Regions from separate parts of the Mus musculus genome. Here region 1 is linked to region 2. The links are chromatin contacts, found by POLR2A ChIA-PET in ENCODE. All regions are on one chromosome and are shown on one strand. The core of a region is the stretch at or near the end of the contact, and the rest is flanking DNA. Distances in the headings are between cores, read along the strand shown.

The links. ChIA-PET counts read pairs that join two places held with the same protein, here RNA polymerase II (POLR2A).
Region 1: POLR2A ChIA-PET joins it to region 2 with 13 read pairs in embryonic stem cell. The contact joins the promoter of Fam53a here to the promoter of Letm1 in region 2. POLR2A ChIA-PET finds 5 or more read pairs at or near these places in 2 of 5 experiments (Patski and embryonic stem cell).

Annotation. Positions count from the first base shown.
Region 1 is chr5:33,628,215-33,630,945 of GRCm38, reverse strand. It overlaps Fam53a (family with sequence similarity 53, member A), which reads left to right and starts at 1,311. Exons shown (of 6, transcript NM_178390.3): 1 at 1,311-1,609; 2 at 1,969-2,093. It also overlaps Gm9903.
Region 2 is chr5:33,781,272-33,783,971 of GRCm38, reverse strand. Letm1 (leucine zipper-EF-hand containing transmembrane protein 1) reads left to right here and starts at 1,255. Exons shown (of 14, transcript NM_019694.2): 1 at 1,255-1,498. The coding sequence starts at 1,420.

The sequences.
Region 1 (2,731 bases), core at 62-2,561, 150 kb after region 2:
CTGAGCTGTGTGGCGTATGTAACTTAATCAGCTGCAGGGCTTGGGAAACACAAGGTGACCGTGGTGATTTGAGAAGGCCACCATTGGTCCAGATCTGCCCAGGGAGAGTGTGGTTGAGGACTGTTCTGGGCAGAGTTCCTCTTAGGCACAGGTGCCTGCCAGATGTCTCAGTCCTTATCTGGCTCCTGCCTGCTGTGATCCAGGTCGCAAGTCCCCTGTCCTCAAGAAACCTGGAGGAGGAAATGAAAGGTCTGTCGCAGGTGATGCAGCAGGTGAGGGCACTCATTCTAGTTGATCTTGGCCTCCCTTGGCTGGGCCTCTGAGCCTGTACAGAACTGGATTTACCAGACCCATAACGTGGTGGCCAGGGCCCAGACTTCTGGTGTGCCCCAGGAATACCCAGTGGCTTTCTAATGTCTTCCTTTTTAGGTCTTATTCCAGATGAGAACTATTCCATTTTCTACATCAAGTAGCTGTACCTAACCCTGCAACATTTTTTAAAATTACTTTTTGTTGTTTGGGAACAAGGTTGTCTAGGGATTACAGGCTTGTGAAATTGCAGCCTATTCCTAGCCAAGTCGGCAGGCGGTTTCATTTTGCTGCGCCTGGCCTCTAGCACCCTGAGAAGTGCTCCACCCCAGTCACACCCACCTGCAGAGCAGCTTTCCTTCACAGCACCGGTACCCAATGCACAAAAGTGCCTTCCAGTCACACGGTAGGTCCAGAAATGAGACTCCCAAAGGGAAGGGTCCTGCCCAAAGGCACATTACCAGCAAAGGACAGGAGAAGCTGGGCATTGGTGGCGCCTGTCTTTAATTCCAGGGCTCGGAAGACAGAGGCAGAAGGATCTCTAGGAGTTCGAAGCCATCCTTGTCTACAGTCCGAGCTTCATACTGAGATTTTGCTATAAAAGAAAGAAAGAAAAAGAAAAAAGGCAGGGAGATGAAGGTGGTCACATCGGACTTTGGAATCCGGGAGCCTATAGGTACCACTACCGGCCTTCGATGCCCCGCGGACACCCGAAGGTTAACGTCACACCCGGCGCGGGCCAGCTCGCACAGGGGGGCGGGGCCAGCAGCGGCGCACGGTACCCGTAGGAGGGAAGTGAGAGGAAACGGGGGCGGGGCGTCACGAGGCCACACCCACAACACGCCGGGCAGTGACGTCGCCCGCCTAGCGGTGCGGCTGAGGGTTGATTGCTTGCGGCGGCTTCCGCGGGCGGGTGCGCGAGCGGACGGCTGACGGCTCGGGGCGGTGGTAGCGGCGCGGCGACCAATGAGGGCGTCCGGAGGGGGCGGGGCGTCGGCTGCGGTTTTGTTCCGCGGTGACTGAGGCTCACCGTCCCCATGCGCGGAGCGCGGCCTGCGCGGCCGGCGCCCTGCCCCAGCTACGGAGCTCGGTGCTCACTCGCCTCGCGGAGAGTGCTCTGCGCCGTCGTTCGCCTGCTCATCGCTAAGAGCTCCAGCCACCGCAACGCCGTGTCCTTGCGCTGCGATCCCGGAGTCTCCGTACGTCGGCCGGCGCCGCGCAGCCGCACGTCGAGAGCCGGGTGCATCGGCACAGCGCGCGGAACACCCTCTAGGGCCAGCCGGCGTCTCAGCACCTTAAGGTCCCCGCGCGCCCCGGGCCCAGCACTGTCCTCGTGTCCCGTGTCCCCGACATCCTAAGGTCCTCGGGGACCCAGCATCTGAAAGAACCCTGGGCCCCAGCTCCCTAGAGTCCCCTGGGCCCCAGCTCCCCGAACTCGTGGCGAGTCCGGGGACCCCTCCAATTAGGCCAGGCCCCAAGCATTCTGTTGTGCGCGCTCCTGCACGCCAGGCGGTAAGGCCTGCCCGCTGCGCCTGGGGCGCGCTGCCACTTGTTGAATCACTTTTCATGTCGACTTTGAGACCTGTTGTCGCCATGCTGAGTCCGTGGGCCCGTGAACCCGCTGTTGTTGAGACTCAGTGATTGTTATTTTGTATTCAGGAAGCAGGAAGTTTGACGAGATATGATGGTCCCTTAAGGGAATCCCAAGAGCAGATCCTCCCCAACGACCTGTGGAAGGTGACTTGGAAGTCTATTCCGAAGCCACTTTCCTGCGTAGACTGAGGGTGTGTAAGTCCCTTTAAGACTTCCTGTGTGGAGGATGGGATGTGCGATGTTCACAATGTATTTTACCGCTCCGAATGCTATTGCCTTTGTACATTAGTCTTAATTACAGATCTGTGATCTATCACTCCAAATTAAAATCACTTTAATTTTTTGCACTTCAAGGTATTTAATCATTAGATATATCTTTAAGTATGAATCTAAGCTTATTCTAACCCTCCAGCCCCACTACTTAAGTTTATAATGATGTTTCAGCTCTGAGAATTTTGAAGATGGACTAGTTTGACTTGAAAGGTGTACTTTAGTTTTTACATTAAGAAATTTGACTTGTGCTCACTGATGCTGCTGCTTCAAATACATATTTGGTCATCTTAGGAAAGTGGGTCTTGGAAGGGAAGTTCAGCATCTCAGAACAAGGTAGGACCGAGGATAGTTTTTCCAAATTCTGAATATTACGCCAAGGTGGAAATTGAAATTGATTAGGAAGAGTAGATGGACTTTGCTGTTTTGGTTAGTGGTTGGTCGTTCTTTCTGATGACTCCTCTGGCACCTGTTCTCCTCTTTACGTCTCTTTGTTTAGTGAGCATAGCAAGCCCGGTCCCTTCTCATGGCCTGATAAATGATTCTGCTTGCTGTCCCT
Region 2 (2,700 bases), core at 6-2,505:
CATTTCCCTGATGATTAAGGATGTTGAACATTTCTTTAGGTGCTTCTCAGCCATTCGGTATTCCTCAGTTGTCATTACTACTTTGGCTTGGCTTTGCTTTCCTCCTCCTCCTCCTCTTTGGTCAGGCAAGTGTTCTTATTGGTGGAAGTTTCTCAGCTTGGCTAAGAAACTTCAGTTCTTTGGTTTAGGTCATCAGCCCTTTCAGGGAATCCCTACACTTGACTTAATTCTGTATCTGATGCCCACAATGTACATTACCGTGTGCACAAGAGAGGTTCCAAACGTCTTAGGAGATTCTCTGCCACCTGAGTCCTGAGATAGGGATTCTGGCCTACACTGGCCCAGCTTTTAGGTTCTGATTCAGAAAATGACCAGATAGGTTACTTCTTCCCAATGGGCTGTGCTGGGATACTAGTGAAGCGTCCTCGCTGGGAGCCAGCTGGAATTAGGACTTGAGCACCTGTTCATCAGAAAAAAAAAAAATGCATTAACCTCATACTGAAGATCTTCACCTACTATTCTGAGTTCACTCCCACAGGAACGTAGAAGGAACGGAAAAGGCATTCCACAAAGGCAGGAGGTGGAAAGCAGTGAGGGAAGTCTCCAGGAACGGTCTGGTGTCCCTGGGTCGGGATACAGATCTGTGGAGAGGGTGGCTGCTCTGGAGCACCAGAGTGTGTATAGTCCTGGGTTTCCACAATCCTGAAGCCTGCCATTCCAGCCACCACCCTTTAAAGAAGAGGATGCTGCCAGGTCTATTTTGGAGTGGGCAGGGGTGGCTGTGAGCTACCATAGAGGGGACCTGCCAGGAGTGCAGCCCACTACTAAGGTTGCTCGTCCTGACGCGAAGCAAGGAGGTGGGACCAATTAACAGCCTCGCAGAGTTATGTTCCCTACCCACCACCCTTCCTTAAAGTCCCATGAGCCATCTGCTATGGGCTAGTATAATATAGGGCTTAGTAGTTATGAAAATAGATGCCAGTTCTTTTGCCGCCTCTGTGCCCGCAGCCCCAAATCAGAAGCTAGGCACTGCTAAGATGCAAGAGGAACTCCAGATAGATCTGAGCTCATCAAGAAAACCCAAGACTCGGCGCACGCTGGGACTTGTAGTCGGGAGAGGCAAGCCTCCCGGATGCACGCTGGGCCTTGTAGTCTGTTGGGCGGGCTCGCCCCTCACCTGGCCAGGGCGGGTGCCGCAGGGCCAATGGGAGCCGTGCCGGCCAGGCCTGTTCCGCCCCGCGCCTACGGACGTTTGTGCCGGGACATGGCCGCTGCGGATGCCGGGTCCTTGAGCTGAGCGCTTGCTGCCGGAGCCAACCTCTGCCGTCAACCGTCCGCGCGGGCTGGGCCCAGGCGCCGGGACGGCCAAGATCCGCCGAGGAAGCTGAGGCAGCTATAGAACGCCGCCGCGGCGGGCGCATGGCGTCCATCTTGCTCAGGAGCTGCCGGGGCCGGGGGCCTGCCCGCCTCGCGCCACCTCGGGCCGCCTCCCCGCGGGGTAAGCTGGTGCTGCGCAAACGACCTGTTGTGGGCGACCGGGAGCCAGCGCGGGACGCCCCCTTCCGTGCCCCGAGGCAGCGCGGCAATGACAAGCACCGGGCCGCTCTGAGCCGCTTGTGCTGGACAGCTTCCTGTGACCTTAGTTGCCCAGGTCGCCGCAGGTCACTGCTGCCGACCGAGGCGCTGAGAAAGTTCCTTAGGGCCGTGGCTTCCCTGCCGCTCCCCTCGAAGATGAATCGAGCCCTGTCCTGCCCTTTGGCCAGTTCAGGCTTGGAAGCCAGAACTCTGGGACAAGGAGATTGGGTTGTGGTTGATGCCAGCTTAGTGGGCCACTCCCTGGGGTGGGGTGGCTGATGACCGTGCTTTCCAAGGAAACTTATATGTGTCCTATTTGTAAGGTTGAAACAGCCTGTGAGAGTGGGACCCAAGACCTTATGGTTTCTTGGTAGAAGTACAGTTCTTGTCACCTTAACAGTATTGGAGAGTCGGGTATGGTGTGGAGCCAGGCATGGGGGCACACACCTTTACCCCCAGCACCCTGGAAACAGAGGCATGTGAATCTCTGAACTCCAGACCATTTAAAATTTCAGGCCAGGCAGGGCACAAGATCCAGTCTTAAAAACAAACAGCAAAACCAGTTAGGATGCGTGGAAAGAGCAGAGTGTCCCTGGGTTTGGTGTGGTTTTTCAAGCTGTCTCTGCTATAAGCGCTGTCTACCTGTTGACTTGTTCAGGATACCATAATGTACTTCTGCCTTTTCTTATTTCTCTGGCATGTTTATGGCTTTCAAATTAGTTGATATTGTGTGTGTGTGTTATTATTCCAGGCACAAGAATGTTTTCTTTAGTTAACCCAGTTCCCTTGGAACAAAAATGCTGCTTCCCTGACAGTGGTTAGACTCCTGTCAGCTGGTTAGATGTGGAACAATAGAGCATTACTGGGTAGCAAGCCCCTGCTCTCCCTGTAATGATGTGCCCAGAGCCAACAGGCACAGGATGGACATCCTGACTTTTTAGTCTTAGAGGATAAATTGAGGCCAACTTTGTATCAAAGTGTTCTTTATTCTTGAGTACTTACCTTCTTCTTCACTTTTGTGTGACATACTTTATTCTGATTTTCTCGTTATATTTTTCCATGGCACCACATTACATTTGTCCTTTTGGCTCTTCAAGTTGTAACCGTTTCTCAGGTTATGTTTGC